Linked DNA regions of Homo sapiens: region 2 is linked to region 1. A link is a contact called in ENCODE Hi-C or POLR2A ChIA-PET data. All regions are on one chromosome and are shown on one strand. The core of a region is the stretch at or near the end of the contact, and the rest is flanking DNA. Distances in the headings are between cores, read along the strand shown.

The links. A loop is a pair of places that touch in the nucleus more often than their neighbours do. ChIA-PET counts read pairs that join two places held with the same protein, here RNA polymerase II (POLR2A). Pooled maps may share reads with other maps.
Region 2: a loop to region 1 is called in a map of endothelial cell of umbilical vein, with 5 times the contacts of the local background. The contact joins two enhancer-like sites. A Hi-C loop is called at or near these places in 1 of 168 maps with a recorded cell type or tissue (endothelial cell of umbilical vein), 1 of 37 single-sample maps with no recorded cell type and 1 of 50 pooled maps. POLR2A ChIA-PET finds 5 or more read pairs at or near these places in 2 of 52 experiments (H1 and endothelial cell of umbilical vein).

The regions. Positions count from the first base shown.
Region 1 is chr7:112,080,002-112,082,701 of GRCh38, forward strand. All of the region lies in intron 1 of DOCK4 (dedicator of cytokinesis 4), which reads right to left. Among named protein-coding and RNA genes, the nearest start is that of DOCK4, 130 kb to the right of the region's middle. RefSeq lists an enhancer at 514-563. Within about 2 kb of position 1,393, at least 14 of the 41 ENCODE cell types and tissues checked have a DNase peak (open chromatin) inside an H3K27ac peak, as active enhancers do; they include endothelial cell of umbilical vein, where a contact is called at or near this core.
Region 2 is chr7:112,159,369-112,162,068 of GRCh38, forward strand. The region is part of intron 1 of DOCK4 (dedicator of cytokinesis 4); the gene reads right to left. Among named protein-coding and RNA genes, the nearest start is that of DOCK4, 46 kb to the right of the region's middle. RefSeq lists an enhancer at 2,597-2,700. Within about 2 kb of position 1,268, at least 4 of the 41 ENCODE cell types and tissues checked have a DNase peak (open chromatin) inside an H3K27ac peak, as active enhancers do; they include endothelial cell of umbilical vein, where a contact is called at or near this core.

The sequences.
Region 1 (2,700 bases), core at 143-2,642:
CTGATAGGTCAGCTTTTAAATTCCTATGGTTCCTTAGTTATCTAAATTAATTTCTATTAGAGGAACTAAAGTTAGAAAAATTTAAAAAAATACATTATTTTCATTCAAAAAAGAATCAGTATTCTAATTTACCTATCAGGTAAATATGGATTATTAGATTTTCTTAAAAGGAGGGTTGCCAGACAAAATATAGGATGCCAAGCTAAATATAAATTTTAGATTAAATAATGAATGAGTTTTTAGTATATATATGTCATAAACATTTCATGGGACCTACTTATACTAAAAATCTATTTGTTGTTTACCTGAAATTAAATTTTAACTGGGTATCCTATAATTTATTCGCTAACTTTAGCAACCCTATGTAAAAGGATAAATGTTAACAAAACTCAAGTAATTTAAAAAAGTTTTTACATAAACAAAATTTTGAGCTTCCTTTTTCATGTAGGATGATTTCTTGCATTGATAGAGAAATGTTACATATCTGCCAGTTTTTGTTTAAACAACATTTCAGAAATTCTTCTTTCCTGACACGTCATTTAGTCATGTCTCAGATTTCCTGTGCCAGCTTAAGTTGCTCAAGAAGAGGTTATGGTTGGCTACGCACTTGTGACAATGTGCAGAAACATCACTTCCCATTTGGCTAAAGGCAGACAGACCTTATGGTAGACTTTTGTTTTCACCTCTGTTAGATGTGGATGACACAGCTCCTTCGTTCAACGCATATTTACACAATGGGTATATCCAAATACGTAAGACAACCACTGTCAAAGAAAACATCTTATGTCATTTTCCTCAGGCTCTACAAATACAGCCACTGTCACCTGAATGCTGTGAACTAGCAACTGGATGCAGACAGCAAGATATTTTGATGTTTCAATAATATTTACACTTATGTCACTAAACACTTGTGTAGATTTGTGGGGTATGAGGAATGAAAATAGACTTAAATAATTGTTCCATCTGCTCAACAATATAAAAGAAATTGTTAAAAGACATGAACAACTGTCGAGGTACATTTCTAGAGGGTCCGCCAAGTAGCCCACAGGCCACGGATAGGAGGCTGACATCTGAGAAGACAAGAAGGATGAGCCAGCAACAAAAATACTGAGACAGGAAGGCGGGTAGTGGTGCAAAAAGCCCATGAAAAAAGAATCGAAACAGGAAGAAGGAACCCGCAGTCAGACAGGAATGCGAATCCTGTGGGCAATTCAAGGAAGTAGTGAGGTTTGGAGGAGACACACAGAATGCAGGCAAGCATGACTCCGTTTCCACATGACAGCTACTTCTCAGGGCTCTAAGACACTATTTCACATGGAAACAAGACAATCCATGTGAAGATATCCCTAACACCACCAACTTTTTAGGAGAAGCTGGTTATTACAGTCACAAATCAGGGTGGCTTTCATCCCAGACTCAGGGTGAGGACAGAGTCCTTGAGGGAAGCCTGACACGAAAAGTGCAGATGAACACTCATTATGTCCCACAGAGCAGGTCAAGGAGACAAAACAAGAACATGAAGAACCACTCTCAAGTGGGATTCTTCTAGAAAGATCCCAGGAGGAAAGTCACTATGTCTTAAAGGTCTTGCAACTTATTTTTATCCCTTTCTTATTTTACGTACTTTGTCAGTTATCTCAAATGTTTTGTAGACAGAAAAATAAACAAATCTTGGTAGTTCCAGTGCCCGTCAATACTCCACACACAGCTGATGTTTAATAAATGCTGATTAAATTAAATAATTTATTTGTAGCTGTTCTCTTGAAGGGGTCAAAAAGAAAGATGGTAAATTGGATCTGGGGCTCAAGAATAAAAAGAGGGAAAACTATCTAAGGTATCACAGTATAAAATGTGAAGACCAAAAGAGGAAGATCACAGAGTAATGCGCAAGATCTCCTAGTGCTCATGAGTCCAGAGACAGACTTGGGTTGGGGCCCTGCTCTGCCTCTTACCAGCTCTGTGACAAATTGGGCAAGTCACTGAAGGTTCTCCCAGCCTCAGAATACTCATGTGACAAATGGATGTCATCAGAGTACCTACGCTGGAGAGGCGTGGGGAATTACATGACATTATACATGTAGAGTTCTTAGCTCCGCACCTGTCATGGAATAGACACATAGTAAATGGTAGGAAGGGTAGATGCAGAGGGAACAGTAGTAATGAAATATTGAACCTGAAAAACTTTTTAAAAATTTGTGTCATGACTGGAGAGGAAATCTATGTTAATGCAATCATGCTTAGTGAAATCTCAAATACACAGTTAACCCTGAGAGTCTCATACATTATTGTAATGTCAGTAGAGGAAACAACAGCCATCACCATGCCCCCATTTGTGGGTCTGAACAATTAGCAGCAAGCCAGGTAGGAAGTTGGTAATTTCACAGGAAAGCCAGAGAAAAAAAGGAAGAATGGCTAGAAATAGCGGGGGTGGTTGCTGTGGTACAAAATCTACCTTCCCTACTCCTTTACTGGGGGATAATAGGATTGGCAACCCATAGGCACGCTGGGATTTCCCAGCAAATCAAATAAATTTCGTAATTGTTGTTCGCTACAAAATTATTTTTCTCTTCCTGTAAGAAACCGGAAAAGCCTACAGAGAATGTATTGTTAATATTAAACCCTCGACTAAAGGAGATGTAGAGGTATTTATGGATAGTAGTCAACTCACTCTCTCTCCTCAGATTACATTACACTTAACGA
Region 2 (2,700 bases), core at 18-2,517, 79 kb after region 1:
GCGTGTCCACCACCTTTATCACCACCACTCCCATTCTCAAATGCATTCATAGCCCAACCTGGTCTGGCATAAGTCCTCCATTATTTGATTCCATCCTGAGTTTCTAACCTATGTTTTTCCTACTTCTCTAAACACACTCCTCAACTACAGACAAACGGCCCTACTTCCTCCTGTCAAAACACAGTTCGTACTTCCGTATTTCTTTTGCTCTAACAGTTGTCTCCCTGACAAGGATGTGTCACGTTCCGTCCAAGTCTTATCCATCTGTTGGGATCTAGCACTTATATGACCCTCCTACCCCAGACGCTTTCCCTATCCCAATAACAATTCTGTCTTCCCACATTTCCACAAAATAGTCACAATTTGGGGTAACTGCATATACCTTCCCTCTGTAGCCAGGATGTAAGCTTCTAAAACAAGCATTTTGTATTATACTTATGTATAATAATACATAATATTATGTATATATATACATAATATATATACATAATGTATATACATATACACATATATATATACACACATAATGTATATAATACATAATAATCCCAAATACCCGAATCCCAAATCCCAAAACCCAAAATCCAAAATGCTCCCAAATCCAAAATTTCTGGAGTACCAACATGACACTCCAATGAGCATTTCAGGCTTATAGATTTGGGATGCTCAACCAGTAAATATAATGCAAATATTTAAAAATCAAAACAAAAATGTGAAATATGAAACGCTTCTGGTCCCAAGCATTTCAGATAAAGACTACTCAACCTGTATTCTCCTCTGTCTATCTCAGTGCACTGCAGTCAGAGCAAGGGCTCCAAGTATATCCGACTCTGTGACTCAGCTCATCTGTAAACAGAGGCTCCTGCTTTACCTCTCTCAGAGGGCTTTTGTGAATATCAAATGAGATGATAAGATGTTTCTTTTGAAAACACTCTGCAAATTGAATTGGTGGGATAATTTAATTGAGAAGGCAAATGTACACTCACACAATGCCAGAGAACAGTATGATATCTAGATCTTAACAGTATTAAAATGCCACAGGAATCCAAAGACAGTACAAACCACATCAGGTTCCATGGGATTCTTGGGGCAAATTTTCCCTGAAGAGAATGATTTGATGCAAGCTCTGAGGGAGGAGCAACTAAGACAAAGGAAACCTATCAAGCTGGCCCAATCTCTGGAAAGTATCTTAATCTATTTAGTAAATCAGCAAGACTCTGAACATGGCAGTCAGAGGTTACACAGAAATCTGAACAGCCCTGGGTTATCTCCTTAAGCAGGCACCCCCACTGCCCCAGCCAGAGGTCAGTGGCCACTGCAGGAAAGAAAACAGAATGTTCCTTCAGCAGGGAACAACAATTAATTTGTCAAACTTTAGCTTTCTATACACTTATCTTTCGAAACAACTTACTTGTACTTGGCTATAGCCTCTATTAAAGATCCTATCGCGGCATTCATCAGTTTACATTTCATCAGTTTTTCCTGAGAATGAAGGCTGAGCAAATATTTTCACGGGCTAACATCGACTCTGAGCTCTATTAAGCAGGACTCGAGGCCCCCCATCAAGATCACCACTGTGGCCCTGTACCTCTTGTTCTCTGGTATAGACATTTAACTAATATTTGCAGGGGGACAGAAAGACTTAACAACTCAAGTGAGTCATAGGCTTTAATAATTAAGTTAGCCTTGAAAGCAGACATGTACTTTTGTAAGTGGCAAATTTCCTACTGATTCCTTTCCTGTTATGATGTCTACCTGGCGACCGCTAGTCAGTCTTCAAATAGACCCCATATACAAATATTTCTAGAACACTGAACATATTTGTTACTACCTATATAAGTCCAATATAAAAGAAAAGGTTGAGAAAAAAAAAGTCTGTGGACTTGTTTTAAAACTTGCTGCACTTGTTTTAAAAACTGAATAGGATGTATGCCCATTGCAAAATCCACGTAAGAAAATTTCATACACTGTACCAGGTAACCTGGATGCTAACAGCATGAAACAATCTGGCCAGACACATAGTAATGGGAAGGAAAGATACATAGATCTTTCATGTCTGGCATGGAAAACCTAATAGAAAGCTACACTTCCTATAAATTTTAATTAGACTAGAAAGGGTAACCAGAGAATTTTGCTTTGACCCTGGGATCTGTCTTTATCATTGTGTCAACCTGTGAAACACAAAAGCAGCATATTCATTCTGCATTCCAATGTCAAGCAGCAAATTTTTTAGGGTAGGAAAAAAAGGCAGTCTGTACTGACTAGAGAGGTTGGGCTGATTTATGTGATGTCAGAGATGCTTTACTTATGGAAGGAAGGTAGGTTAAGCTCTCCTGGGGATGACTTGAGCTCTGGTACAGTCTCTCTGGAACACTTAAATAATATCAATAGTTCACTTATGACATTTACACATCTTGGTTAATGTGGCATAACAAAACTGGAGAACCTTTATGCCAAGGTAATTTTTTTCCACAGTGACTGTAAGTAAAGGATAACAAAACGCCTGCATCCTGAGCATCCTAACTACAGAGAATTCTGAACTCACAGTTGCTACTCCCCATCCAGACTGGTTTCAACTTCCCAAGATCTTAAGATTTGGAGGATAGAAATGGGGGTGTACTGTTACTAATGTGTTTGTATAAAAGCTTGTGAAAAAGTTTCCCTTTGTATGACAGTATAAGTACAAACAATTGATTTAAA